Linked DNA regions of Homo sapiens: region 1 is linked to region 2. A link is a loop called in an ENCODE intact Hi-C map of the cell type or tissue named here. Cell type or tissue: Caco-2. All regions are shown on one strand. Each heading gives the region's core, and the rest is flanking DNA. Links, peaks and the distances in the headings are about the cores only.

Region 1 (12,748 bases), core at 2,301-10,300, 240 kb before region 2:
GGACTGTTTCTAAGGGTATGAGTTATATGCTTGATTTACAACAGTTTTATTTCAGTAAATAGAAGTGTTCATCACTCAAACTCCATCTAGTAGACTTAAAACACATATCTTAAACACGTGTCTAACTTGGTAAGTTGTGCAAGTAATTCAGAATGTGTGAATTCAGGGAAGGGATATTAACTACTCTTAGCTATTGTAATACATTCTGTTAGGACACATGTATCAAAGATGTTTCTAAGAGTGCTGGTGTGCAGCTTATCTAGAAAAGTTTTATTTATTTATTGACTTATTTTTTTCTTTTTAGCATCAGGTTGGTGAAAATATTTTTTTATTTTAATTGACAGATAAATGCTTATTTTAATTGACATATATTTATTTATTTTTAATTGACAGGTAAAAATATTTATTTATGTTTTAATTTTTCAGTTTTTTTGAGATGGACTCTTGCTCTGTCGCCCAGGCTGGAGTGCAGTAGCGCGATCTCAGCTCACTGCAAGCTCCGCCTCCCGGGTTCACGCCATTCTCCTGCCTCAGCCTCCTGAGTGGCTGGGACTACAGGCGCCCGCCACCACAACCAGCTAATTTTTTTTGTATTTTTAGTAGAGACAGGGTTTCACTGTGTTCGCCAGGATGGTCTCGATCTCCTGACCTTGTGATCCGCCCGCCTCGGCCTCCCAAAGTGCTGGGATTACAGGTGTGAGCCACCATGCCCAGCCAAAAATATTTATTTTTAAATGACAATTTTTAATTGACAGATGACATTGTACATTTTTATTATGTACAATATTGTTTTGGAGTACACATATATTGTGAAATGGGTATATCTAGCTTATGATTATGATTATTATGAATTTTGAGAAAGAGTGTAGCTCTGTTGCCCAGGCTGGAGTGCAATGGCCTGATCTTGGCTCACTGCAACCTCCGCCTCCTGGATTCAAGCAATTCTTGTGCCTCAGCCTCCTGAGTAGCTGGGATTACAGACATGCACCACTATGCCCAGCTAATTTTGGTATTTTTAGTGGAGACGGGTTTCATCACGTTGGCCAGGCTGGTCTCAAACTCCTGACCTCAGGTGATTCGCCTGCCTCAGCCTCCCAAAGTGCTGGGATTACAGGCATGAGCCACTGTGCCCACCCAAATCCAGCTAATTAAATGCATCATCTAACACAGTTATTATTTTTGTGGTAAGAACACATAACACTAGCTCTCTTTACATTTTTTCAAGAATATAATATATTGGCTGGGCAGGGCAACTCATGCCTGTAATCCTTGCACTTTGGGAGGCCAAGGCAGCCAGTGAGGAATGACACATAGAGACATGCCAAGCCTCAGTCCTGTCCCAAGTTCTTGGTGCAGTCACTTGATGTCTACTCCTTTACCCTTTGGGGTAGCTGGAGTGTTGTTTTTTTTTTTCTTTCTTTCTTTTTTTTTTTTTGAATTTATCTTGCAACGGGCTTACAAAACCTCTCTGAATTTACCTGATGTCTCTTTCTGATTTTTTTTCTTTTTTTTTTTTGAGAAAAGGTCTCACTCTGTCACCCAGGCTGGAGTGCAATGGCACAATCTCCACCTCCTGGGTTCAAGCGATTCTCTTGCCTCAGCCTCCCGAGTAGCTGGTATTACAGGCACACACGACCATACCCAGCTAATTTTTTGGCATTTTTTTTTTTGGTAGAGATGGAGTTTCACCGTGTTGGCCAGGCTGGTCTCAAACTCCTGACTTCAGGTGATCTGCCTGCCTTGGCCTCCCACAGTGCTAAGATTACAGGCGGGAGCCACCACACCCTGCCCTCTTCCTGATTTAACAAGAGTTTTGCTCCTGTAATAGCAGGATCATCATATGGAGATGGTTTGGGACTTTGTTGTGTACATGCTGTTTCCTATTCTGTTACGGTTCCAGCATTCTGGGCTCAGCCTGATCCCTGGGCTCTTTTCTGCATCCACGCTCAACGTTGACCCCTTGCCTTCTTTTCAGCAGCATCTGACAGAAATAAAGGGCAAAGTGCCTGATGGCTGCCAGCCTGTCTCCTAAACAACCTCCACCCCGGTGCAGCCGGTTGCTCTCCTTCCCGTTACTTAGGCTCTCCATGCCTGCCTGCTTCCCAGGGCGTGCTGCGAGTTTTGCATGTTACAGTGTGCAAAGTGACAGTATCATCAAAACTACCCACAGGCTTCCTCAGGACAGGTCTAAGTTCTACCAAAGCACTCTCAAGGTGGCCTGACGGAAGGGCAACTGAAGTCACTGGCCACACTGCCCCAGCTGCACGTCCTCACGTGGTCGCTCCGCCAATTCTCACACAGTGAGTTCGCAGTCCGCTCGCTCTGTGCCATTTGGATGGAAGATGCCATTCGTCTCCCCCTGCTTCAGGGCAAGACATGGTATCACCCAGTCAGAGGGAACATTGTCCCCATCATACAAACAGACCTCCACACCCTTTGCTCTGTTCTCTCCAAAGAGCTTCCTCGCCTGAGCTACAGAAGAAACAGCCCATAGGCACCCTGCAAAAGCTGCCACTTTGCTCTTGCAGGAAAGATGGAAGCGTTTCAGAACGCTTTCAGCGCCTTTCAACTGTGTTGTACTCACTGACTACGGACTGAATTTGCATCTTTACTCTTTTACTTTTATGTTCTTATTTATATATCTCACCTTTCACCTTAGTTCAGAAAAGAATTGAGGTGAGGTGTATAAATTAACACATATAGTCATTAGGCGGCACAGTTTCCAAGAACTTATTTTCTAAGATAAAATAAAAATAGGAGTAAAAGTGGGATTAAAAAAAGGAGAGCAAGACAATAGAATTGAATGCTTAGGCCGGGCACAGTAGCTCATGCCTGTAATCCCAGCACTTTGGGAGACCGAGGCAGGTGGATCACCTTAGGTCAGGAGTTCAAGACCAGCCTGGTCAACATGGTGAAACCCCGTCTCTACTAAAAATACAAAAATTAGCCGGGTGTGGTAGTGGGTGCCTGTAGTCCCAGCTACTCGGGAGGCTGAGGCAGGAGAATGGCGTGAAAACAGGAGGTGGAGCTTGCAGTGAGCGGAGATTGCGCCACTGCACTCCAGCCTGGGCAACAAAGCGAGACTCCGTCTCAAAAAAAAAAAAAAAATTGAATGCTTAACAGGGGCTGTTTCTGTGAGTGGGCCACAAATGCTTGGTTCTCGTCTTCCAGAAAATATCTGTTTTTTTTTTTTTGTTTGGTGCAAAAAGGGAAGCAATCAGCTATAGGATTCCAGGAATTACAAAATGAAAACTGTGGCTGATTCTGACCCTGAGACCTGGGAGGATGCCTTCTCTGGGCCCTCGTGAGAGGATGCTGTGCAAACTCATGGATGCCTTCTGCCTCTGTGCATGTATTCATTACAGATTTATTGATTTACAGTCTTTTTTTCCTTATCTGAAAATAATAGAATGAGAATAATAAGGCAAGAGGGTTTTCTTTCCTCTGGGTTCTGCATAATCCTCTGTATCTTCTTTTAAACGCTTTGTTCTTCAGGTTGAGTATTCTTTTTACACTTCTGCTAATATTGTCCACATTCAAGTCTAGACAGCAAATGCATTGACTTTTGATCAGATTTTCAGAATTTATGCTGTATAAGCAAGACGTTCTTTTATTTTTAATAAATGTGGGTATTTTCTCATATATTATTTCAGGAAAATATGGTGTAAAGTGAACACAATGGAACCAAAGAGATAAAATATGCATCTAAGAATGTGAATATTCAATTTGGATCTGTGCGCATTCTAATCTTTAGTTAAGTGGATTCTTTAAGAATGTTGCCATTTCTGAAACATCAGTTCCATCCTCTCTCCCATTTCCTTTGGGTTAACTCACCCCAGGCATCATGAACTATATGGACAATTACCACCTGGAATGGGGCTATGCTGTTCACAGCAGGTTACAGAAAACAGATAATGAATAATTTAAGTAATTCATTATTTAAAGATTATTAGTACATATCATTTGGAATAATTTTCTTTTACTTTTCATTACTTAAGCTCATTATTTTTTAGCTTTCAGAGTTAAGCAGGTCCAGTACAATGTTTACTAAGGGTGAAAAATCACTTCAGTTCTCAATATGTTTACCTACTCAAATAAAAAGCATACTAATCTTTTTTAAAGTCATGTCTGATTAACAGCATCCTTATGAAGATCCACAGCCTGGGGGCAGCCATCAGCCACTGATGCACACAAGTCCACCAGAACTTCTTCACCCCCTCAGACTTTCCATCCTGGTGTTTTGGAAAAGATATTTTTGTTGAACAAGTGATTATTTCTGAGCAAAACACTTTTGAAAACATAACCATGATATTTTCCATGTTGAAGCTGCTTTTCCAGGATTTCTGTGGGTCAGCAGTGACACCCAGTGGCTAGAGACACTTGCAGGCTACAGAAATGTCTCCTGTATCCCATGGTAGTGAAGGAAATTGTAGGAAGAAGCATCTTTGGGGCCCAGGTGTTGGAAACTACTCCATGGGGAGGAAGGTGTAAATGCAGGATGGACAGAAATGGGTGGAGGCAGCATCCGGACGTTCTGACCTGATGCCACCACTCCATTGGCCTACACCAGGGTGATCCAGGAAACAAAAGATCTTTCTGGTACCACATGGTATCAGAGGGGAGAGAGGTACCAGTGCTACGACAGGGCCTATCGCAGTGACAACTACCCCAGCTGGATCCAGAGAGCGTGGGCCCATTGAATGATGCTTGTGAAGTAGAGGACAAATCAGACATGAGACAGATCACCGAGGCACCCTTTCCTTTTGCGGATGCAAGCAAGGCAAAGTCACTTTGCATGATGCACACGCAATTTCAGCCAACAATTTTGTAACTTGAACAGAAACGTGGGTCACTTACCTCTTAGGCCATTATTTTTGATGTCATCATTTTATAACATCAAAACACATGGTGATACATTTTGACAGACTGCATAGCAGTGTCTGGAAAGCAGTAAGAATATGCTTCTGGTCTCTATAGGATTTAAAACTAATATTAAATTTCTTAACATTGAGAATTAGTGCAGTTCCATATATTGAAACAAGTTGGAGATAAAATCAAGTGCCAGGGGCGACTTGTTCCTATACTGAAATGAGGTGGAGGCTGCGGATACGGGGCAAATCTAGGGATGTTCTGGAAGTTCTCAAATGCTAGTGCCTTGTTCAATGATAAGCTGTTCTTTCTGAAGGCAAACTGTACTCCTGACTCAGCATCAGCAACTTAAGGCTGATTTTTTCAATTGGTAGGACAAATTTGCCCCACCACCCTCTCCTTAATTCTCAAAAGATGCTTTGTTTTTTAATTTGTAAAAAGCAAGGCATTTACAGAGAGACCATTAAACTTGGACCTAGATAATATGGGTGTGAATGTGAATTCTACTGCCTATTAACTGTATAAGCTCAATCTACTTCCTTAAATATTCTGAAACTCTGCCAGGCGCGGTGGCTCACACCTGTAATCCCAGCACTTTGGGAGACTGAGGCAGGTGGATCACCTGAGGTCAGGAGTTCGAGACCAGCCTGCCCAACATGGAGAAACCCCATCTCTACTAAAAATACAAAAAAATTAGCCAGTCGTGGTGGCGGGCGCCTGTAATCCCAGCTAGTCAGGAGGCTGAGGCAGGAGAATCGCTTGAACCCAGGAGGCAGAGATTGCAGTGAGCCAAGATCACGCCACTGCACTCCGGCTTGGGCAACAAGAGTGAAACTCCATCTCAAAAACAGAAAAAAATTCTGAAACTCATTTCCTAATATATTTTAAAACAATATTGCTATTTATCTCAGAGAGTGATTATAAAACTAATGATATAAGCTAGTTCTAAGTGCCCATCATTTGATAAGAAATTATTTGTTTCCTCATATTTTATTATGAAACTGTTCAAACATGTAGAAAAGTATAAAGCATTTCCCAGTGAACTTTCATATATTCCCCATCTCAATTGTACAATTAAGGTTTCACTATACTTTATTAATTACCCCCCCATCTATCATTCCTCCACCGCTTCATCAACCCATCCGATTATTTTTGATGCATTTCAAAGATACAAACACCAATTTATTTCCACATGTCATTAACTTGACTTCAGTGTTTGTTTATGGTTTTTTTTTTTTTTTTAATTTGGGGGATAATGTTCACATACAATGAAGTGCACAAATCTTAAGTAAGCCATTAAATAAGTGGATTTCAATAAATGCTCACACCCTGCTACCCAAGCCTGGTTATGATAAAGACATTACTGTCACCCCAAGAAAACTCTCTCAGGATCCCTTCAGATAAATTCCTGACCCTCACCCAAGATGCAACTACTGCTCTGATTCTTTTTATTGTACATTTGTTTTGTTCCTATCTAAAGCTGATCCAAAGGGAGCCAGAAACTACATGACTGGAGACCTCACCTCAAGGAAATTCTCATATATTAACCAACAAGTCAATCCCCAAATAGGCGCCGTCTTCATTGTTGGTGGCATCTTGGTTTCTAGGAAGAATTGTATCTGTAAGCTGACAAATGTATTTGCATGCGCAATCCAAGCTCCCCTCAAGACGCAGAATGTTACCACTAACTCCAGAATTATTTTTGCATCGACAAAGAAATGTTCTACCAGCAGGTGGCAGTAGTAACCCATCGCATCGCTGGGAGCCCTTTACTGGGATCCACCAGCTTTACGATTACATAATAGATGGTCCCCAGTTTAGGACGGTTGGACTTAAGATTTTTTTACTTCAGGATGGTACAAAAACATAAACATTCTGTACGCCTCTTAACTTAGAATGGGGTTCAGGTAAACCCATCGTAAGTTGAAAATATTGTAAGTCCAAAAATATACTTTCAATTTGCAATATTTTCAGTGAAAATGAATTTATCTAGACGTAACCCCAGGGTAAGTCGACAAGCATCTGTATTAATTTTGGATTCCATATTCACAAAAGCACACTTTTTTTTAACAAAGATTCAAACAACCAAGAGTGCTGATTTTTAGGGATATAATTTCTCAACAGGTAAATGAGTTGGATACTAGAGAAATGCACCAAGGAGGCTGATTGATGCATGAGAGCTTCCAGGTGTGTTTGGTCAGCTGCAGCTGGGGGAGCAGAACACACTGTGGGTGACACACATCTGAGGGCTAACAACAGCTGCCAATTACAGAATCAACTCCTGAATACTGGCAATATTTAGCATGGCTGAAAGACAAGACCTTCCCTGAAACTTCACAAAGTAACCGTGAGATGGTGGTTCACTCACTACCTGTCCATCCTGTCTCTCTGATTTGAGTGCACACAGGATGCCAAGAGGGCGCAACACTTGCATGTAGACTGGGGAGGCAACAGTGACAGGATCTACATAGAAACATTGAGGAATCATTCAGAGCAGCCAGGGAGAAGCTGGGGGATGGGGGCGGTTCTAAGGGCCAACTCACTACATATATATATATATATATTTGAGATGGAGTCTCGCTCTGTCACCAGGATGGAGTGCAGTGGTGCAATCTCGACTCACTGCCACCTCCGCCTCCCAGGTTCAAGCAATTCTCCTGCCTCAGCCTCCCAAGTAGCTGGGACTACAGGTGCACGCCACCATGCTCAGCTAATTTTTGTATTTTTAGTAGAGATGGGATTTCACCATGTTGGCCAGGATGGTCTCAATCTCTTGACCTCGTGATCACTCATATTTTTTAATAAAGTGTGTAACGTCCTGGGAGCCGAGAAACGGTCATGTCAGTAACCCCCGGCATAACTGCAGAGGAGAGAACTAGAAGAACAAGAACAAAAACTGCAGGAGGCAAAGAGCTAGAAGCACCGCTTGAAAAGGCTTCCAGGGCTGGGAGACCTTCAGCAGCGTGGTGACGGCTTTTTCCAGCACTGCATTTCCTTTCACTGAAATGTTTAAGGCAAAGGCAAACAACTGCACTTGGGGAATGTTAAGGAGGAAAATGTATGTGTCAGCCGATGTTAGAACAGATCCATGCTTTGAAAACTGGGAGGTGCACCACATGTGGAATATGCCATAACTGAGGAATAAAAAGATGATTTTAGGAGATGCTTAGACATACATCAAATAAAATACCTAACAAGTTAATTCTGAGAAGCCAGTGATGGGCCCTGTGACACATATGGTCATTAGGTGAGATCTTGGTCCCCATACCACAGCTACTGCCCATAGCCAAGATTCTTCTGGCTACAAAGGGACCATTCCTGCAGTTAATGCATTCCCCAACTTGCCCAACCTACCTAAGCATTTCCCACATTGCAAGGCCCACCTAAAGCCACGCACACAAGCCAGTCCTTACAAAAGGCCCCCTGGCGTCCCCCATATGGAGATGCTCCAAGCTTCACCCATGATGTGCACCCTGGGACAGCAAGTTAAATCAACTCTCCTGGTGAGCACAGGCAGGCTGGTGTCTTTCTTGTGATGGGATTCACCAGGCCCCTTGTTCCTCGGCTTGATCTTTGATGATGCCAAAGAGAAAGACTTGGTTTAGTGGGAACGGGTGTCCCCACCTCTCCAGCCATCCCTCTCCAGGGCACAGAGAGCCACCTCGGGCTCCTGACTCCAAGGCAACAACCATAACTGAGGAGAATGGTCAACAACACTTGGTCATTGAAACATGTAGGTTCACACCTCACAGATTGTTTATTTATGACAAGCAATGATGGATTCACATTCATAGTAGTGCTAAAATCTTTCTTATCAAATAAATAATTTAAGTAAAAAGTGTGCATCTATTTAAAGAATATCAACAAAAATTAGCATAAGCAATATTCAGATATGGCAGAAACATGAAGGGAATATATGAATGACAGAAAGTTGAAGAAATACTGAATTAAATGAACTCTTCAATTAGTTTTTTAAATATATGGTCAATATTTTAAAGAAATAAACAGATAACAATAACCTAGGACTCTTCTAATCAACTTTGATTTTAAGTCAGTCCACTTGTTATTTATTTTTCTCCTTTTTTTTGAAAACCACTATATATAGATATATTTTTTTTCCTTGTTTGCAAAATGCATCATATGATGAAGTGTTACTTGTTGGAGTGTTCTTGCTCAGCCTCTCTTTAGAGAGGAAGCCCACTGGAATAGAAGGCCATTAAAATTACCTTACTCATCCAAAGTTATACAGGTGGGTCTTGGGTGATACACTGGATATCTCAGCACGTAAGTCCCTTTTCACTGATATATAAAAAGTTCATGATTTGCAACAAGAATTAAGTTTACTTTAACATATTCCATAATGCTAAAATCACTTTGATTCCTGAGGCTGACAAGAAGCACATACTAAAGAGTTCCCATGATGAAACACCTGTCTAGTCCTTAAATAATAATTTAAATGAACAGAGTGGTTAAAGGACCCATTTGCCTTCACCAAACACTTTCAAGTCAGACAGTTCACTCATGAAGACAATGAACAAAAGAATTCCAGGGTAGATAAATGAATATATCAGGTTGAGATCAGAAATCTTTGTAAATGTGTGTGTATGTGTGTTCACTTTGGCTAAAGTAAAATATTGTAGGCTGGGCATGGGTGGCTCATGCCTGTAATCCCAGCACTTTGGGAGGCTGAGGTGGGTGGATCACCTGAGGTCAGAAGTTTGAGACCAGTTTGACCAACAGGGCAAAACCCCGTCTCTACCAAAAATACAAAATTAGCTGGGCGTGTGGCACATGCCTGTAATACCAGCTACTCGGGAGGCTGAGACAGGAGAATCACTTGAACCCAGAAGGCGGAGGTTGCAGTGAGCCGAGATCGCGCCATTGCACTCCAGCCTGGGCAACAAGAGTGAAACTCCATCTCAAAAAAAAAAAAAGAAAGAAAGAAAAATCTTTGTAAGTGTGTGTGTGTGCGCACGTGCACGCCTTCACTTTGACTAAAGTAAAATGTGGTAGAAAATATCTCTCACCCTTATTTCAATGGCAGCACAGTGTTCATTCCTCAGAAAAGCTGGTTGGGTTTACTGTTCTCTCCTAGGAAAGGGATCTGATGTGAGCTGAGTGCTGATTCTCACTGCAGGTGTCACCTCACCTAACGTTGCCCTGATGCCCCCGCTTAGCAGGGAGGTGAACTGACCCCTGTGAGCAGAAGGAGACGCTAAGGCCAAGGAGGCTCAGTAACCTACCTGAGGCCACTCCACCTGCCATTGGCCCCATGACCTCCCTGGCTCCAGACACAGCACAGTGTGTGACACTGGCCATTGTCCCCCTTCACAGATGGGAAAACTCAGGCTTAGAGGAGAACAGCTTTCCTAAAACCACATAGCAGAAGTGCTGAGACGGGAATGGAGGACACTTGACATCAACTCCCATTCTCATACTGTGTTTCCCGCTAGGTTACCATCCTTAAATGTACTCTTCTCCATTTCCTCCTTTTAATGTAGTATTTCTCATGTATGAAACATTCTACTACTAACACGCTCATGAATTGATCTCATTTGTGGGAGTCATTTGTCATAAATGCCCAAATTCCTTTCTTTCCTGCTTAAAGTTTCTTGACACCTGTAGCTCCTCTCCCTTTTCTTCAGTCTTAGAAGTGGCCCTCCTTATCAGCCCAACTCCTCCTCATCAGCCCAATACCTTTGCTTCCACATTTGACCCTGTCCAGCCCCTCTCCTGGAATCACAGCCTCCTGTTGGCACCACCCTCCACTCTCGCCACTATTGCTGCTCCTCTGCTCCCCTGTGTCCCAGTCTCTCCGCATTTCTGCCTTGGCGAAGCCCACCAAGCCCGCCTCCTCTTCCTGGGCACAGAGGCAGGCTACATTCGGCCTGTCCTTGCACCCAGGGGCCGTCAGGGAGCCCTGTATCCAGTCGTCAATGAGCAGAATGCTGTGTCCCTTCAGGACCTGGCCGGGAGGGATGACCATGCCCCCTCACTCTCCCCTTTCTTTCCTGGGCTGCACTGCAAGCTCCTCCTGAAGGGTGGAGCTCTGGGGAGGGAGCCATTGGGCTGGGGGACGATTCTGCCCATTAACCCACTCTGAGTAGTGGAGGGCACCTCTACTTGTACCTTTCTCCTCTTTTCCCTTCCTATTGCCTCTTTTCTCATGCCATAGAAATTTGTCAGCACTTTTTTCGTTCTCAGGTCCTCATTTTCCTCCCGAGTTTCTAACTCATTTTCTCCATTGCTACAGTGAAGAAAAAAAAGTGTTAGGAAGTAACCCCTACTGCCTACTTATTTCTATATGTCCATTCTTTAATTTTTCGCTATCTGACTTCCATCTAACCCCTTGACGGAAATCCTGACAATTGCACTTTCAAAGGTCTTTGATGAGCCAAGATTGTCTTCCAACTGCTGGTCTTCCTGGACAATATTGACCAACATTCTCCTGAAACGCACAAGGTTTCTCAAACTTTACTGGCTCTTGATCATCTTCCTCTCTTAATTACAGATCTCTCTCTCTCTCTCTCTCTCCTCTCTCTCCTCTCTCCTCTCTCCTCTCTCCCCTCTCTCTCTTCCCACCCCTACTAGTTTCAGCTTTGATTTCAAACATACAGAATTCAAACCCTGGACCCACTAGAATTTGTTTGACCTCAAGCAAGGTACTTAAATTCTCTGAGCTTCTGCATCCTCACCTGTAAACTGGGAAGGATAAGGAAATAATTATAAAGAGTTAAATGAGAAAAGAACCAAAATTAACCAGAGTAAGTGTTTTTAATTTCTTGCCCTTCCTTTCCATTTTCACCTCCATACCCCATATAGATTCCATCATAGTGAGCCCTCAGCAAACATTTGAACTCACATAAAAGGAGGAGTCATGCACACTAACCAGCTTCAGTCATGACCAGCGAAGTGAGCTAACGTGGAGGGTACAAAAGACCACTGGAGAAGCAGTTTCTCACCAGGCGAATTCCTTGCAGACCTCTCATCCCTGGCCCTTTTCCCTTTGGGACATCACTCACCTCTCATTCCAGTCTCTAACACCCTGGGACAGTGTCTTCAAACCCATGTGTCAGCAGGCAGTGGAATCCACAGATATGAGAGGTTAAAATGTGAGTGTCAGGGCTAAGGAGGGAGCATATTTTTGTGCTGCTTGAAAAAAAAACATTTTTAATAAGCATTTCACTCTTCTATATATGGTCTAAAGTTAACAACAGTATGTTCAATTCAGAATTTTTAAGTCATATTCCTTTGATGCAGAGTTTATATCCCTATGTTTAAACCACTTGTATGAATAGCTTTGATATTCTGTTCTGGCTCATAGCATATTCTTGGAATTAAGACAGTATTGTGAATTCTTAGAAATCATAACTACAAAAGCTCATTTTGGAAGGAGAAATTACTCATTCCAAGATCCAAGTTTCATGTTTAGTATATCTCAAAACTTGATGTTTAGGAGTGTTTTTAAAACAAGGAAAGAGCTATAAATTTCCAATAAATGTCAAATTCTTCATTGAAGGTGAACTTCACAATCTTTAAAACCCTTTCTAGTGTTTGAGGAACCTCCATAATAATGTTTTCTCTAATGGCTGTGCTGATTTACATTTCTACCAGCAGTGTAGAAATGTAAAAGTTTTTGCTTTTCTCCACATCCTCTCCAACACTTATCTTTTGTCTCTTGATAACAACCATTTTAACAGGTGTGCAGTGATGTCTCACCGTGGTTTTGATTTGCATTTCCCTAATAATTAGTGATGTTGGGCCGGGTGTAGTGGCTCATGCCTGTAATCTCAGCACTTTGGGAGGCTGAGGCAGGTGGATCACCTGAGGTCAGGAGTTTGAGACCAGTCTCGCCAACATGGTGAAACCCCGTCTCTAC
Region 2 (12,748 bases), core at 2,725-10,724:
CTCAGAGCAAATACAAACAGAGCTTGTGTTCAGCCTCCAAGAAGGCGCAGGATGGGATAGGAGACAGTGATGAAGCATCTCAGAGGAGGCCATCTGACCCAATAGGTGTCAGAAACCATCCTTCCAGAAAGCTCTTGAAAAAATTTTGGGGAGAGGATTCCTGTATTTTCTCTTGGATGCTAATGGCATGCAGCACCACTAAGAAAAATTTTATGTTTTGACTATCTTAGATTTTGGAGTTAATATCAGTTAGGGGATTATAATAGTATGCTATAACAAAGTAGCACAAACTGGGTGGTGCAAGCAACAGATATTTATTGTCTCTCAGTTCTGGAGGCGAGACGTGGAAGACTGAGTGTGAGTGCGAGTTTGCTCCAGGCTCACCTCCAGCCCCTGCGGCCGCTGGCAGTCTTTGGCGTTGGTTGGCTTGGGGAGCCATTGCCCTCACCTCTGCTTCATCTTCACATGTATTCTTCCTGTGTGTGTCTGTGTCCAGATGTCCCCTTTGTATACGTTCTAGCTCAGTATAACCTCATCTTAACTAAAGATATCTGCAGCAACCCTGTTTCCAAATGAGGGGGTTAGGACTTGACCCTATAATTTTTTTAGAGAGGCATATTTCAACCCATAGCAACTAATTCCATTGGGAGTTAAACTGTATTAAGACCACTAAAATCTTCTGGAGACAGACAGCCCCACTCTACCTCAATGTGCTTGCCCCCTGGTCTAGAATTGCACTTCTCAAACTTTAACTTGCACAGGAATCAACCGGAGGATCTGATACAACGTGTCTGGGGTGGGCCCTGAGAGTCTGCGCCTCTAACACGCCCCAACAGGGCAATGCCCATGGTGGGTCCAGGGACCCACTCAGGGAGGCAAGGGCCCATCCTCTCTGAAGAACATCCATAGGGTGAGAAGACAGATTTGCAGAAGATACTCAGAAGGAAGGGTAAGGAGGGAAGGAAGCCTGTTCCGGCAATCTAAATGCCTATGTGATTCCAGCAGCCCTTGATGCTCAGGTGATGGCGAGAGGAGCACAAGCTGGGTCTGCGCTCAGCAGAAGCAGGTACACAGCTGCAGGTGCATATGCTAATGGTCATTAACAAGCCCGTCATGGCCCAATTTCTCTGTCCATCCCACATCACATCATTAGCCAGACAAATCACGTCAGGCTGCTTATTCCAATTGGCACAATCAGCAGGGCCTGATGAGCTGCAGACAGAGTTTCAGAGCCAGAAAGGACTTTGAGTTGATGGGGCCCAGTCATCCCTTCCAGGTGAGGTTCCAGTTCGCAGGACTAACAACTGTCCTGAAGGTGGCAAGGGCAGCACTGGCCTTTGATGCAGTGCCCGACCCCTTCCTTTATACCCCTGCTGCGTTAGGAGACAGAGGCAAGACCCCTAATTGTGCCCTAATAAGAAAATTGTGCCCTAATAAGAAAATTCCTCCTTGGCTCTTCAGCCAATAGATCAAATTTATGGAAAACAAGAGATTGAATGTTCATAAAGGAAGAAAGCCCAGGCGGCCAGCAGGGTTGAGGCACCCAGAGCTGGCACGGGGCCTGCACACACAGCAGCCACGGAGGTGCTGCCAAGGAGGCTCCTTTGCAGCCCCCAACCCCCATTTCTCAGTAGCTTTCTCGACAATGCCCACCTGCAGTGTCCCCAGTGGAAATGCAATAAGTTAGTTAAAGTAAGGACGCCATGTCAAAATCAAATAACAGAAGGCAAATGGGAAAATAAGGTAGCAGCCATTCACCACTTGGTATAAAGTTCATGAGAAAATCCTTCCCTACATAAGGAAATGATCTTCCAAGTCTCTGCTGGCTGAGCATCTCTGGTGCTTAGGAGACAGAGTGCTTGTGTCCTTTAGGAGAGGAAGATTTGGCCATGAGCCCTGTGAGAAAAGAAGATGCATCAAACCTCAAGGTCCCCCTGCATCTTGATGGCACCGTCAGGGTTTCAACTGAAAAATGGTTTATCTATTCTACAGTGCTGTTTCTCCTGAGATACAATTTGGAGGGGAGATTGAGGGCACAGGTTGCAGGCAGGGTGATGGGGTGGCACAGGGTCGGGGATCTGGAGGTCACCAGAGCCAAGAGCTCAGCAATGGGAGAAGCAAACTGAGCTGGGGGAATGATGGTGCCACTGCAGGGCTGCAAAAGACGCTGACTTTCACCACTGTCCTCTCAGCTTAATTTCAAGACGCTTGTCAATGGATATGATCTCAATTTAGCAAACTGCTTATGAACAGAGGTCCTAGGATGAAAATGATGGAACACACAATGTGAAATCGGGTAGGACAGAATCCTAAGCCCCTCTTGTCACTCTCTGGCTGTGCAACCTGGGACAAATCCCTAATAGTCTCAAGCCTTTTTTTCTCCTCATTTACAAACAAGGATCTACATTACTTTCTTGCAAGCTTTTTGAGAGGATCAACTAAAGTTATTTCCATCAAGTGCAGAATGTAGGGCAGCAAGTGGAGTGGCAGTATTGTGACCAGGGGAGTTCCAGTGCAGTTCAGTAAAAAGCCTTAATTATGCATGATTAAAACTACAATCTTCTTACTTTCGTTCACAATGGGTATTCTGGAAGAACTTCTTCATGGACTGATCTTAAGATTTGTTGACTAGTTGGAGTAGGATGGCACCGACGTATCGTCAGTAGCAGAGCTTGTAAGATGCTTAGTACAGTGTGCTGCCTAGGTTTTCAATGACATAGTCTGTCTGGCATTTTTTTCTTCAAGATAGCACTAAAGCAGTGGTTATCAAGTGGGGTGATTTTGCCACCTCGCTGAAACCCCTTTCATTGACCCTATTTGGCCATGTCTGAAGAAATGTATTGTTGTCAGTACTAGGGTGGTGCTACTGGCATCTAGTGGGTACTGGCCAGAGAGGCTGCTAAATATCACACAATAGGGGAGACCCCATAACAAAGAATTACCTGGCCCAAAATGTCAATAGCACCATGGTTGACAAATCCTAAAGTAATTCAACCAGATAATATTAGAATTATCTAAGTCTCCTTCAATTAATAGGATATGTATTCATAAGCCTTAAGGAATTTCTCCTAATAGTATTTATCTATTTATATGCATACATAGGTTGCCACTCTATGACATTTATTTATTTATTGATGAACATTTGTTTATTACTATTTTTAAGTGTATTTTTATTTCTTAGTTGTTTTAATTTTAAATTGATACATATTGTACATATTCATTGGGTATATAATGAAGTTAAAATACATATAATATATAGTGATCACATCAGGGCAATTAGCACATGCCTCATCTCAAACCTTTATAATTTCTTTGTGTTGGGAAAATTAAATATCCTTCTTGTTCCTATCTGAAACTATATAATATGCTATTGTTAACAATAGTCATTCTACAGTGGTACAGAATGCTAGGACTTATTCCTCTTGTCTAGCTGTAGTTTTATATCCTTTAATTTTTCCTTCTTCCCCCTGCCTTTCCCTGACTCTAGCATTATCTGTTCTGCTTTTTACTTCTATGAATTCAGCTTTAAATTTAGCTTCCACATATGAGTGAGAACACAGTGTTTAACTTTCTGTTCCTGGCTTATTTCACTTAATATAATGTCCTCCAGTTCCATCGATGTTGCCAAGAATGACAGGAGTTCATTCTTTTTTTATGACTAAATAGTATTCCAAGATACATGTGAAACTACAACTACATGCCTGTAATGTTTCATGCCCTTCAAAAGTGAGGAAAATAATCAAAATATGTGTATCTCAGAAAAGAGCTACAAACAGTTACACACTAAAGATGTGGACTTTCACATCCAGTTACGCTTGAGACAAACTGAACTAAAACCTTGACATATTTTTAGACTTTTCCCTAAGATGCCATCAGAATTTCAAACTTGCCAATATCATTTAGTTTGTATTTTTGCATTTGTTGTAATGATTAGGTAAGGACCTATACCAGAGGAGCAAAACCTTGTTGAAATGTGAACACCGGCTGTTGACAAGGTTTGCTTCGTTTCCCAGAGGCTGAGATTAAATCTGTGCTTTAACAACGTTTCTTATTGTAAATACCATGAACAACTGGGCTTACTTCCACATAGAGGGAATTTATGACACCAAAAACTACCTGGTCAACATGGCAAAATCCTGTTTCTTCTAAAAATACAAAAATTAGCTGGGTGTGGTGGCGCACGCCAGTAATCCCAGCTATTCGGGAGGCTGAGGCACGAGAATTGTTTGAACCCAGGAGGCAGAGGATGCAGTGAGCCGAAATGGCACCACTGCACTCCAGCCTGGGTGATAGAGTGAGACCCTGTCTCAAAAAAAAAAAAAATTCAATTCTAATCATGAAAAACCGAACTTTAAGATTTACTTCTGTATAAATTTAAGAAATATTTTTTGTTTTCCTACAGCATGCATGCTAGGCTTCTCTGGAAAACACACCCAACCTCACGTGCATTGTCCCTTGTCTCCTTATGCTTCCATTCCAGTGGAGCAGATGGATGTTTAACATGGAATTGCAGGTGAGCAGGTGAGGGTGTAGTTTAGCATTATTTGCATGATGCTAATAATCGCAAAGGCAGTAGAAGGAATATCACCAGCTGTCATAGTGTTCTTCCAAAGAAAAGACACAGAGAGCCCCATGAGTTGAGAGGACCTGTGATTTCTCACGGGCCAAGGAAGTCAAGAGTGTTATCAAGGCAATGATGTGTTTTCAGCGGGCATTGTGTGTGGAGCAGGAGCACAAATGGACAATTAGGGAAAAATCCTAGTGTTGATCTGAAGCCGATGGCATATTTTCTGCAAGAGAAGCTATGTTCCTTGGGGGAAACATCCTGTGAAGCAAAACTGAAGTCAGCTACTGTGAAATTTAATTGGTTGCCCCCCATTCCTTAGTGTTGCATTGAATTGTTAGGTGCCACTATTGCCCATAGTGGCGAGGTCTGGCGAAATCTGCTGTGAGTCATGGCATGGTTTCCTGTACCAGTAAACGAAGGTTCACTGGAGAAATGCTGCATTTGATCGATGTATCATCTTAAATCTAGAATGTGGTGCTGCTACCAGACTCTACATTTTCCTTGGGGATATTAGTTGTTACATGCAGAGTGTTAAGCAATAAGCTATATTTATTTTTGAAATTTTGGGGTATGTCTTGTTTTCCCTAAGATGCCATCAGAATTTCAAAATAGCTTCTTTGTTCAAGGACCAGATGAAAGCAGCAGTTTGCCAGAATTTGAATTTCCCTTCACAGCAGCCAGCAGCAAGCCTGCGCAGTGGCCTTTTGTGAACATAAAGACATCTTCAAAATAGAACTAGAGTGTTTTCCAGGCAGCTTTAGGGAATGAATTGGAGTTAAAAGTGACTTAAACGTCTTGTGGCTAATTTCTTCCTTTTTTTTCAAGTTCAATGATTGGCATTTGCCACTATTTACATTCTCCAGAAATAATGATCCAGCTGAAAAATTAAAAACAAATCTCATCTCAAGCACCATTTCTGGGAGTTTCTAACAATGCCTTTTAAATATTCTTTCCCTCCGGGGCTGAGAGACAAGAAGACTGAGAGAAGATGGAATCTTAGGCTTCCTTCCTTTCCTGCTTGAAGAAAGCGGAGCCAAAAGAGCTGAAATTCATAAGAAATCGATTCCTTCTTCATTCAGATCCTTATCGAGAACTCAATTAATGGCTTGCTAAATCTGAGCCTGCTCAATTACATTTCTCGGACCATCACTAAAAATTTAAGTATCTTTAATTAGTTTTTATTGAAAAACATAAATAATGTAAGTATTGACTCTCTTGGATTTAAGTTTCAGCTATTGGAAATTGTAAGGCATTGAGGCACTTTCATTATTGCCTCCAAGTGTCTGGTGAATCACTGTGGGATGGCTTTTTAAAGATATCCTATAAAAATTTCCTGGTCTGTTATACGAGGTACCGCTAAAAGCATACTCTCCTTGTAATTGTGAGCTTAACAGTTTTAAACTGTTTTCATGTTGGCTGCATGAGGGGAAAAGGAAATCTACATTTTTATTCTCTTTTATTCCTTGACCTTGAACAACACCCTATCTCTTGCTGCAAAAGCCTTGATTCCTATGGCTAGAACTCCACGTATTTTACAGGACTGGTCGAATGCAGCAAGCTGTCAAGGTGTCAGCCAATCTGCTTCAAGTGGCACAGGACACAGAACACTGACACCTGAGATTCCTAAGTGAGCTGCACTGAGCTCATGGCTGCCACTCAAGGTTGTTAATCTGTGCTTTACGAGGGTACTTTCTCTGAACCAAATATTTGGTTAGAAGGCTAGAATTAAACTTTCTAATTATGAATTGGAATGCATTCTTGAATATTTAGCTTTTGGCATGCAAAGCTGATTAATAACCAACCATTCAAAGACAGATTAACTGTTGGAGCTCACCATCCACCCCACCCCCCATAACCTGTCTTGCTGTTTGTTTTTCCTTCTGAAACATTCCAGGAAACTCTGGAGGCTTGCAAATTGTCCAGCAACATGCCCGCTATATGATTCCTTTCCAAATAGCTTGTGCGTTTATATTGAAAATAAATCTACTATTGACTTGTAAGAATAATTTCAGCATTGAAAACCGTGGTTAGGAAATAAAGGCTGTATCCTGGCATCCTGGCAGTCCAGGAAAGTGGTCTGGTCCTGGAGAAGGGAGGCGGTATGCTGAGTCGTGCTGATAAACTGGTCTGTGCCTTCCCAGATCACAGTCTCTCTTTCCAGGCTGCACACACATTATTTCTCTGAAGATGGAGCCAGAGATATTTCACAAAGACAGAAGGGTTTATGAGAAAAGAAGAGCAGATAAACTCATATCTTTTCTCAAAAAGTACTGATAAGCCATGTTTTTCTTACTTGCAATTTTGGAATTGGACATCAGTAGCTCATTCGTTATCCACAACTGTCATTCAAATCAATTAATTAAAATAATTATAAGTACATCTTAACGATAAAAATAGATTTACTTCTCCTTCACTTTCTTTTAAACGAACATCTTTTACACAGCCACATCTAACAGCAAAGATGTATTACATTGTTTAAAATCTTTTGTCTTGTTTGTATCATCATATTCTTTATTTCCTTGGAGTTACTGTTTAGTATTTTAGTGAGACTTTAAAAAATGCAATTTCTGTTTGCTGAAAGCCTATCTCTCTCTCTCTTTTCTTCCTTCCTTCTTACTATCTCTCTGCCCTTTCTTATAATTTTTTAAAGAATACTTCCTTCAACTCTCTCATTGTCTATCCTCTGATACAGGCAATATTACTGTTGTTGGTCATAAAGAGAGACTATTGCAGGAAACAACCAAAATACTTATATTTTGATTTAAAAATTGAATTCCTAAAAAGAAAATGGACACTCTTTCTTGGCCGGCTTATCTCTCAGAGGGAAAGAAACTTATAACCTGACTGATTTGACTACAGTTTTTTTATATTGCTTAGCTTTTTGTTTTAAATTGATCAAAGTTCTGACACTTCACAATATATTTCTTCAATGCTTTCACTATCACCTTAATCTTAGAATTGTTCAATTCATTGCATACACTAAAATCAATAAAACCTTTGTCTGGAAAAGAATTAAATGATGGTGTGGTCAAATCAGATTTTCCTGTTTTCAGCTTCTTTTAAAATAGCATCTATTAGGGTTCCTGCTAGTGTCAAAAAGAACTGCCTAATCTTGAAAATGAGAATAAACACGAAGTTGCAAGAATGTTCATTACAGATCCTGTCTTGTAAGAATATACTCTCTCTATATATGTATACATATGTACCATAAACATATACGGGTATACATGTATATTCCTTGCCTACCAATACCATAAATACAATCTAATGTACCATATGAGGTATCTACTATACACATATACTGCTTATCTCTGTGAATAAAAAAATGAATTAATGCTTTCATACCTAGACCTTTCAAATATGAACACACCTTACCCTCTGATTGGCTCTCTGGGCTCTGAGTTAGCTGTGGAGCCTGAAAGTGAATCTTCAGAGAGCCAATCAGTGGGTAAGATGTGTTCCAGGAAACTTAGCTGCTTTAGCTATGGCACAGCCGATCTTCCATGTACCATGCCTCATACATAGGCTAGGTCAGAAAGCAGAGGCCTTGAAACTAACTTGAAGATGGGTGGTTGGAACTTCTATGTGCTCTAGGGAGATAAGGACACATTTTGAGGAGGGAAGAGATGTGATTTACATCTGCGCACTAACACCAATGTGGAGAATAGCATGGACTTCCTATGAATGTGCCACTAACAGTTCCCACATGTTTGCCCTTTAATGTGCTTAAGACATTGTAGCATTTTTATGTCTTGGTTCCAGTAGCCTACTGGTTGAGTCGCAATGGCTCAGGGTCACCTTCTCTGATTTGTCAATTATGCCAGTGTGCATTGTCTTAAGATGGCATGAAGGATAATCTCAAAATCATTTGTCCATGAAATTCTTTAATGTTGAGTATCTCAGAAGATACATAAGAGACTTAAGTATAACATAAGTTTATTCATTCAGTCAGTCAGTCACTTATCCATTTATTTGTTGATTCATTCCAGAGCTATTTACTGAGCACCAACTATGTGCCAAGCACTAAATAAGGCACTGAGGACACAAAGAAACACACTTTGGTAATCAGGGTGAAAACACATCAAAGCCTGAAAAGAAGCCCACTGGCTGTTAGCTACCTTCTAGAAAACCACTCAGATCATGTTTTCCTCAAATGCACAAATTCAGAAATAAAAGAGGACATATTACAACAGATGCCTCAGAAATAAAAATGGTCATAAAGAAGGCCTATTATATGACTATTATATATCAACAAATGGGATAATGTAGGAGTAATGGATAAATTCCTGGAAACACATAACCTATCAAGATTGAATTGGGAGGCAATAGAAAACCAGAACAGATCAATAACAAATAAGAAGATTGACAGGGTAATTTAAAAACCTTCCAATAAGGAAAAGCCCAGGACTATATGGCTTCTACCAAACATTCAAAGGAGAAGTAATACCAATCCTTCTTAAACTCTTCCAGAAAATTAAAGTACAGGGAATGCTTCCAAGCTCATTTTATGAGGCCAGAATCACCCTGATATCAAAGTCGGACAAAAGCACCACAAAAAAAAAAAAAAAACAAAACTGCAGGACAATATCTCTGATAAACATAGATGCAACAATCATCAAGAAAATACTAGCAATCAAGAAAATACTAGCAAACTGAATTCAACAGCACATCAAAAAGATTATACCCCATGACCAAGTGGAATTTATCTCTGAGATGCAAGATTAGTTTTATATATGCAAATAAATCAATAAGATGTACCACATTAATAGAATAAAAGATGAAAGCCACATGATCATCTCAACACATGTGGAAAAAGAATTTGATAAAGTTTAACAACCATGCATGATAAAAAAAACTCTCAACAAAATAGGTATAGAATGAAAATTTATTTACTATTATGTAATGGCCTTCTTTGTCTCTTTTGATCTTTGTTGGTTTAAAGTCTGTTTTATCACAGACTAGGATTGCAACCCCTGCTTTTTTTTTGCTTTCCATTTGCTTGGTAGATCTTCCTCCACCCCTTTATTTTGAGCCTATGTGTGTCTCTGCACGTGAGATGGGTTTCCTGAATATAGCACACTGATGGTCTTGACTCTTTATCCAATTTGCCAGTCTGTGTCTTTTAATTGGAGCATTTAGCCCATTTACATTTAAGGTTAATATTGTTATGTGTGAATTTTATCCTGTCATTATGATGTTCGCTGGTTATTTTGCTCGTTTGTTGATGCAGTTTCTTCCTAGCCTCAATGGTCTTTACAATTTGGCATGTTTTTGCAGTGGCTGGTACTGGTTGTTCCTTTCCATGTTTAGTGCTTCCTTCAGGAGCTCTTTTAGGGCAGGCCTGGTGGTGACAAAATCTCTCAGCATTTGCTTGTCTGTAAAGTATTTTATTTCTCTTTCACTTATGAAGCTTAGTTTGGCTGGATATGAAATTCTGGGTTGAAAATTATTTTCTTGAAGAACGTTGAATATTGGCCCCCACTCTCTTCTGGCTTGTAGAGTTTCTGCCAAGAGATCAGCTGTTAGTCTGATGGGCTTCCCTTTGTGGGTAACCCGACCTTTCTCTCTGGCTGCCCTTAACATTTTTTCCTTCATTTCAACTTTGGTGAAACTGACAATTATGTGTCCTGGAGTTGCTCTTCTCGAGGAGTATCTTTGTGGTTTTCTCTGTATTTCCTGAATCTGAATGTTGGCCTGCCTTGCTAGATTGGGGGAGTTCTCCTGGATAATATCCTGCAGAATGTTTTCCAACTTGGTTCCATTCTCCCCGTCACTTTCAGGTACACCAATCAGACGTAGATTTGGTCTTTTCACATAGTCCCATATTTCTTGGAGGCTTTGTTCATTTCTTTTTATTCTTTTTTCTCTAAACTTCTCTTCTCACTTCCTTTCATTCATTTGATCTTCCATCACTGATACCCTTTCCTCCAGTTGATTGAATCGGCTACTGAGGCTTGTGCATTCGTCACGTAGTTCTCGTGCCGTGGTTTTCAGCTCCATCAGGTCCTTTAAGGACTTCTCTGCATTGGTTATTCTAGTTAGCCATTCGTCTAATCTTTTTTCAAGGTTTTTAACTTCTTTGCCATGGGTTCGAACTTCCTTTAGCTCGGAGTAGTTTCATCGTCTGAAGCCTTCTTCTCTCAACTCGTCAAAGTAATTCTCCATCCAGCTTTGTTCCGTTGCTGGTGAGGAGTTGCATTCCTTTGGAGGAGGAGAGGCTCTCTGATTTTTAGAATTTTCAGTTTTTCTGCTCTGTTTTTTTCCCCAATTCAACAAGAAGAGCTAACTATCTTAAATATATAGGCACCCAATACAGGAGCACCCAGATTCATAAAGCAAGTCTGAGAGACCTACAAAGAGACTTAGACTCTACACAATAATAATGGGAGACTTTAACACCCCACTGTCAACATTAGACAGATCAACGAGACAGAAAGTTAACAAGGATATCCAGGAATTGAACTCAGCTCTGCACCAAGCAGACCTAATAGACATCTACAGAACTCTCCACCCCAAATCAACAGAATTTACATTCTTTTTTTATAGAAAAATTATTTACTTTAAAAATTGATACATACATATCAATTATACATATTGTAATTATACATATTTTAAGGATACAATTCTTTTCAGCACCACACAACACGTATTCCAAAATTGACCACATAGTTGGAAGTAAAGCACTCCTCAGCAAATGTAAAAGAACGGAAATCATAACAAATTGTCTCTCAGACCACAGTGCAATCAAACTAGAACTCAGGATTAAGAAACTCACTCAAAACAGCTCAACTACATGGAAACTGAACAACCTGCTCCTGAATGACTACTGGGTACATAACGAAATGAAGGCAGAAATAAAGATGTTCTTTGAAACCAATGAGAACAAAGACACAACATACCAGAATCTCTGGGACACATTCAAAGCAGTGTGTAGAGGGAAATTTGTAGCACTAAATGCCCTCAAGAGAAAGCAGGAAAGATCTAAAATTGACACCCTAACATCACAATGAAAAGAACTAGAGAAGCAAGAGCAAACACATTCAAAAGCTAGCAGAAGGTAAGAAATAACTAAGATGAGAACAGAACTGAAGGAAATAGAGACACAAAAAACCCTTCAAAAAATCAGTGAATCCAGGAGCTGGTTTTTTGAAAAGATCAACAAAATTGATAGACTGCTAGCAAGACTAATAAAGAAGAAAAGAGAGAAGAATCAAATAGACGCAATAAAAAATGATAAACGGGATATCACCACCGATCCCACAGAAATACAAACTACCATCAGAGAATACTATAAACACCTCTATGCAAATAAACTAGAAAATCTAGAAGAAATGGATAAATTCCTCGACACATACACCCTCCCAAGACTAAACCAGGAAGAAGTTGAATCTCTGAATAGACATTGGTCTATTCAGGCTCTGAATTTGAGGCTCTGAATTGTCAATAACAGGCTCTGAAATTGAGGCAATAATTAATACCTTACCAACCAAAAAAAGTACAGGACCAGATGGATTCACAGCTAAATTATGCCAGAGGTACAAGGAGGAGCTGGTACCATTCCTTCTGAAATTATTCCAATCAATAGAAAAAGAGGGAATCCTCCCTAACTCATTTTATGAGGCCAGCATCCTGATACCAAAGCCCGGCAGAGACACAACAAAAAAAGAGAATTTTAGGCCAATATCCCTGATGAACATCAATGCAACAATCCTCAATAAAATACTGGCAAACCGAATCCAGCAACACATCAAAAAGCTTATCCACCATGATTAAGTGGGCTTCATCCCTGGGATGCAAGGCTGGTTCAACATACGAAAATCAATAAACGTAATTCAGCATATAAACAGAACCAACGACAAAAACCACATGATTATCTCAACAGATGCAGAAAAGGCCTTTGACAAAATTCAACAATGCCTTCATGCTAAAAACTCTCAATAAATTAGGTATTGATGGGACTTATCTCAAAATAATACGAGCTATCTATGACAAATCCACAGCCAATATCATACTGAATGGGCAAAAACTGGAAGCATTCCCTTTGAAAACCAGCACAAGACAGGGATGCCCTCTCTCACCACTCCTATTCAACATAGTGTTGGAAGTTCTGGCCAGGGCAATCAGGCAGGAGAAGGAAATAAAGGGTATTCAATTAGGAAAAAGAGGAAGTCAAATTGTCCC

What was found. A loop is a pair of places that touch in the nucleus more often than their neighbours do. Peaks named below come from ENCODE experiments on the same cell type or tissue, not always from the same donor. Only the 100,000 strongest peaks of a DNase experiment are listed, where the experiment ranks them.
Region 1: a loop joins it to region 2, with 9 times the contacts of the local background. A loop is called at or near these places in 1 of 110 quality-filtered maps.

What each region holds. Positions count from the first base shown.
Region 1 is chr7:51,424,055-51,436,802 of GRCh38, forward strand. No RefSeq gene overlaps it. Among named protein-coding and RNA genes, the nearest start is that of COBL, 110 kb to the left of the region's middle. In Caco-2, for the core only: CTCF peaks have their summits at 4,364 (motif pointing left) and 6,617 (motif pointing right); DNase peaks (open chromatin) are centred at 4,367 and 6,597.
Region 2 is chr7:51,660,306-51,673,053 of GRCh38, forward strand. No RefSeq gene overlaps it. Among named protein-coding and RNA genes, the nearest start is that of COBL, 350 kb to the left of the region's middle. In Caco-2, for the core only: no CTCF peak of the experiment used is centred there; a DNase peak (open chromatin) is centred at 6,170.